Linked DNA regions of Homo sapiens: region 1 is linked to region 2. Evidence: read pairs that join two places in POLR2A ChIA-PET (ENCODE). Cell type or tissue: OCI-LY7. All regions are shown on one strand.

Region 1 (2,500 bases), 390 kb before region 2:
GTCTCCAAAAGCAGTAATAATAATAAATAAATAATAATAAGAGGCCGGGCGCAGTAGCTCACACCTGTAATCCCAGCACTGTGGGAGGCCAAGGCGGGCACATTATTTGAGGTCAGGAGTTTGAGACCAGCCTGGCCAACATGGTGAAACCCTGTCTCTACTAAAAATACAAAAAAATTAGCTGGGCATAATGGCAGGCTCCTGTAGTCCCAGCTACTTGGGAGGCTGAGGCATGAGAATCACTTGACCCTGGGAGGCGGAGGTTGCAGTGAGCCCAGGCCACTGCACTCCAGCCTGGGCAACAGAGTGAGTCTCTTTCTCAGATTAATAATAGCAACAGTCGTAGTGATACAGGAGGTAGAAAGAAATTATTTAGGCAGATAGTGAAGGCAGCAGAGTCCTCGGCAGAGCTTCCCTTCTAACAAAAAGCAGCCCCCAAATCATTTCTTTTCTAACAAGCAGCAGCCTGAAAAATTGAGCTGCAAACATAGATAGGCACAGCTGGAAGCTTACACGGGAGAATGCCGGCAGGTGCGCCAATAGAAGAGAGCTACCCAGGGGCCAGGCAGGCCCTACATGGACGCTTCCTCTTCCCTTTTATGTTACCACGCGTGCAGTAACAGAAATGGGCAACATGGCGCAGCTCGGGCAGAGAACCTGCCTGCATAATAAAAGATTAGGGTCAGAGGCTACCAGAAATTTGCACCCTATGCAAATGCGACACATGGTCTAACCAGTTTTTCACACCCTATATAAATCAAACACCGTTTGCTCACTAGCTTCTCTATAAAACCCCCTACATTTCCCCGCTGATACGGCAACCCATTTTTCCGGGACCCCTCTCTGCAGCAGAGAGCTCTCCTCTTTCTTTCGCCTATGAAACTTCCATTCTCGACCTCACTCTTTCTATGTCTATGTCCTTGTTTTCCTTGGCTGTGAGACTGTGAACCTCGGGTGTTACTCCAGACAAGGAGGCCGTTTCAGTAGTAGCAATGATAGTAATAGTTCTCACCAGTTCCTTACTACGTACTGGCTCTTTGCTAAACAGTTTACAAATATTAATTCCTTCCAACCTCATAGCAAGCCTGTGAGATACTTTTATTACTTCCAGGGAACTGAGGCACAGAGAGGTTAAATCACTTGCTGCAGGTCACACAGCTGGTAAGTGTTGGAGCCAGAATGCAAATTTGGGCTGCAAGACCAGAATGAAGGTGGAAAAAAATGAAGCAGATTGTAGAAGTGTAGGGTTGGATCTGATCTTTAAAACATCTTTGCAATTTGTTCATCATGAATTTTTTTGACCTTCACTTTTTAGATTTTTTTTAAAATGTTGCCTGAGAATATCATTTATTTTGACAATGACAGTTTGAGATGCCCCCTTGAAATTTGCACTTGAGGCACAAAATTCTGTTACTGATAGTAATAGAACCCTGGAGTTTCAGCTGGGTACATGGCTAATCAGAATGAAGACTACATTTCCCAGTCTCCCTTGCCTGAGTCATGTGACAAAGTCCTGGCCAATGGGTTGTAAGCGGAATTTATTAGCGCAAGCACTTCCTTGAAAAGGAAGGATAGTTGCTTCCCTTCACTTTTTGACCTTCCTGTTTCCTGGAACTCAGCCATGGTGGTGTGTCACTTTGTACTTTGCAGACAAGGGCATCACCTTTGATGTGTCGGAGGCACTTCAGTGAAAGAATTTTGGCTCCTAAAGATTTTGCAGAACAGAGATGACATGCCAGCCCAGACTTTCATGTAGGTGAAAATTGTTTCTTGTTGCTTCCTTTTGCACAGAATTCTCCTAGTCCTGCTGGCTCATGGGATAAAGAAAGGAACAGGAATGAGCCGGGCATGGTGGTTCACGCCTGTAATCCCAGCACTTTGGGAAGCTGAGGCGGGTGGATCACCTGAGATCAAGAGTTCGAGACCAGCCTGGCCAACATGGTGAAACCCCGTCTCTACGAAAAATACAAAAATTAGCTGGTCATGGTGGTGGGCGCCTGTAATCCCAGCTACTGGGGGGCTGAAGCAGGAGAATCCCTTGAACCTGGGAGGCGGAGGCTGCAATGAGCCGAGATTGCATCATTGCACTCCAGCCTGGGCAACAAGAGCAAAACTCCGTCTCAAAAAAAAAAAAAAGAAAAGAAAAAGAAAGAAAGGAACAGGAATGGAAGAGTGAGAAGTGCTGAGACAAAAGTGTCTTGATACCCTCCCTCCCAGCAGAAATCCCAGCAGTGAGAGGCATGCTATATAGTTAAGCGGGAAGCTGTAAGTTGAAGGATCCCTGTCCTTTTCCTGTTAGAACTCTGCCAAGGGTAACACTGAACCCGCTACGCTGTCTGGGTTATATACCCTGGGGTTCTTTGACGTGTGCAGAGAAAGAATTCAGGACACAGGCACAAGTGAGTGGGTTAAGAGTGGAAAGTTTAATAGAAGAAAGGAGAGAGGGCCGGGTGGGATGGCTCACGCCTGTAATCCCAGCACTTTGGGACCCAGGCTGAGG
Region 2 (2,500 bases):
AGCCTCCTTTGGCCGCCTGAACTGCCCCCTCTCCACCTTTAGTGAGAAAGTGCATGGGATATGGGGCCAGGACCTTGGATACTTCTCCAGTCCACCTCCCTCCAGGTTGGTGCCCACCCCTCTGCCCCAGGGATTCCATCCGGAGGTCAAGGGAGGACTAGCCTTGGCCTCGGTGTGCAGGCAGCTGGCGGTGCTGGGAAAACTGAGGCTGACATAGGACGGCCTTGTTCTGAGTAGCAAGGCCTGCTGGTTAGAAGGCTGGGGTTAAATAGGCCATCTCTCGGTCACCTCTTACTCACCCCTGGCCCCCAAGAACAGAAGTCCAGGCTGTGCATCACCCAGCTCCAGGCAGGCCCAGCCAGGGGTCCTGGACGCTCTGGGGTATGTGTCCGGGACTCAGGTAGCCTGAGTGGGCAGTGACTGATGGGCACCACGGCAGGCTTTCCCAGTGATGATTCATCAGGGAGCGCCATGTGTTGGTGGGAAGGGGCGCTGGCAGGGGCTGGTTTGAGGGGCAGGAGGGGGCTGGGTTGGGCTGCAGTAAACCCTTGGGAAGTCCCTCTTCCCTCTCAGGCACGGGTGAGTCTGGACCTGCTGCTTGGGGAGGCCTTGGGCTTTCGTGGGGACCCTTCTGCAGGGTGGAGGCTGTCTCCTCCACATGCTAGGGGAGGGGCCGGGGGCTCCCAGGCACTCAAGGTCCTGAGTCCCACCAGCTCAGTACTCCGTTCACGGCTTCCCTTGCATGGCTGGCGGCTGCAGCGGCCCCTGCCAGAATCCAGCAGACCAGCTGCCTCCTCCTGATGGAGGGAGGACCCTGGAGGGGACTGGTCTGAGGGGCTCAAGCCACCTAGTTCCACCAGACGGGCCCCCAAGGTGAGGGGGCTGCCCTGGGCCCGCCATGTCCTCTGGCACACCCCTTGGGATGAGCTCATTGGCAGAAATGTGGGCCCAGAACAATGGGCCCCTCCCCGTGCAGGTGTCTGCAGTGCCTGCCTCCCGTCCACCCAGGAGCTACGCCTCTGCCCCATACACGCCTGCCCTGCACTGTCACCCTCTGTCCTGGCATCCCACCCCTTGTGTCCTTGTTGTGGCTTTTACTGCCCCCTGGTGGCTGAGCCTGGAAGGACAGCTGCAGGAGGAGGAGGCGGGTGGGGCCGGGCTTGCCCATGGCTTCTGTCCCCTGTGCACGCACGCTCTTCAGTGTCTTGGGCAGCTGGCGGTAGGAGCAGCGAATGGGTGGGGATACAGAGCTCTCTGCCACCCCTGAGCCCCGGACAGCACTGGGTCAGAACAAGAAGTGTCCACACCCAGCTTTCCTGTTCCAGACATTTTTGCGACACCAGTCAATGCCTGCCCTCTTGGACGAAGGCAAGGCCCACCCACCTGTGGGACTTCAAGCCCCTGCCCCAGCCTCCCTCCCAGTACCCTGTGCACCTGCCTGGGTAGACAGGAGAGCCCACGTGGTCCACACGGTCTCCTGGCGCTACCGGAAACCCAGACATCCACGGGTGTCCTAGGGCTGGCACGGGAGGCTATAGGCTGCGCATGGCCTGGCCGCTGGCTCCTTAGTGGGTTCTCAGCGGCACACGTGGGTACCCTTGGGACCCTAGGGGTGTCTGGGGGAGACCCACTCAGCGTAGCTGCTGCCAGGGGGCCCCCTTTGTCTCTGCTGAAAGGTGACAGCTCTCCCTTTCTCCCCTCCCTGCCCATCCCACCATTGGGTGAAGTCTGCCCAGTCAAGCCCGTCCAACTCCAGCTCCAGCTCAGACTCCAGCTCAGACTCAGACTTCGAGCCATCCCAGAACCACAGCCAAGGTGTGTATGGAGAGCAGCTGGGGGGCACGGATGGGGCCGGGGAGGGCCTGGAGCTCAGGCCACATGGGCATTCCTCAGCGTCCACTGCCTGCACAGGCTGGGCCCTGCAGATCTGTACATGGAGGGTTTTGGTGGCCTGGGGGAGTCTATATTTAAAAGCAAAGCAGGAACAAGTCACCAGACCTCCAGTCAGGCCCGGGGGCACTGTTCCTTGTGGTGGCTGTTGGCATGCACCCCGTGCCTGGAGCCAGGCTGGTGAGGGGCTTCTGGTGAGGGCCCTGCCCATGGCCAGAACTCTCCCTGTGCTGCTGGGGACCATGGACGGACGGCGTCACCTCCTCCGCCCATCCCACCCGCTCCCCAGGGCCAGCGAGGCACTGGCTGCCTGTGGACGGCCGGGGTCTCCTGCTGCCGGAGTGTTTGGAGTGCCCTCTCCCTCTCCAGGCAGGCCACCCTGAGTAGGGGCGGCTTTTTGGGGAAAGGACATAGGCCCATTGGCTGCACCAGCCTGCCCCAGAGTGGGGAGGGCCCTGGGGACCAGGCAGCCTGCAGGACACAGTGGGAGAGCTGCCCTGAGCCCCCGGCCCCAGTCCAGACCCCAGCACCCACTCCCAGGCAAAAAGCGTTTCCACTCCTGGATTGGAACAAGAGCCTCCTTCCCCCTTGGCCTGGAATCCTTTGCAGG

What was found. ChIA-PET counts read pairs that join two places held together with the same protein. Peaks named below come from ENCODE experiments on the same cell type or tissue, not always from the same donor. Only the 100,000 strongest peaks of a DNase experiment are listed, where the experiment ranks them.
Region 1: POLR2A ChIA-PET joins it to region 2 with 14 read pairs; 2 of 35 experiments call an interaction of 5 or more read pairs at or near these places.

What each region holds. Positions count from the first base shown.
Region 1 is chr19:6,603,193-6,605,692 of GRCh38, reverse strand. No RefSeq gene overlaps it. Among named protein-coding and RNA genes, the nearest start is that of CD70, 13 kb to the right of the region's middle. In OCI-LY7, no CTCF peak of the experiment used is centred here; DNase peaks (open chromatin) are centred at 622, 1,172, 1,522 and 2,332; H3K4me3 peaks cover 2,470 bases; H3K27ac peaks cover 2,500 bases.
Region 2 is chr19:6,217,269-6,219,768 of GRCh38, reverse strand. MLLT1 (MLLT1 super elongation complex subunit) reads left to right here. Exons shown (of 12, transcript NM_005934.4): 7 at 1,728-1,815. Among named protein-coding and RNA genes, the nearest start is that of MLLT1, 61 kb to the left of the region's middle. RefSeq lists an enhancer at 2,113-2,500. In OCI-LY7, CTCF peaks have their summits at 891 and 1,093 (motif pointing left); a DNase peak (open chromatin) is centred at 1,088.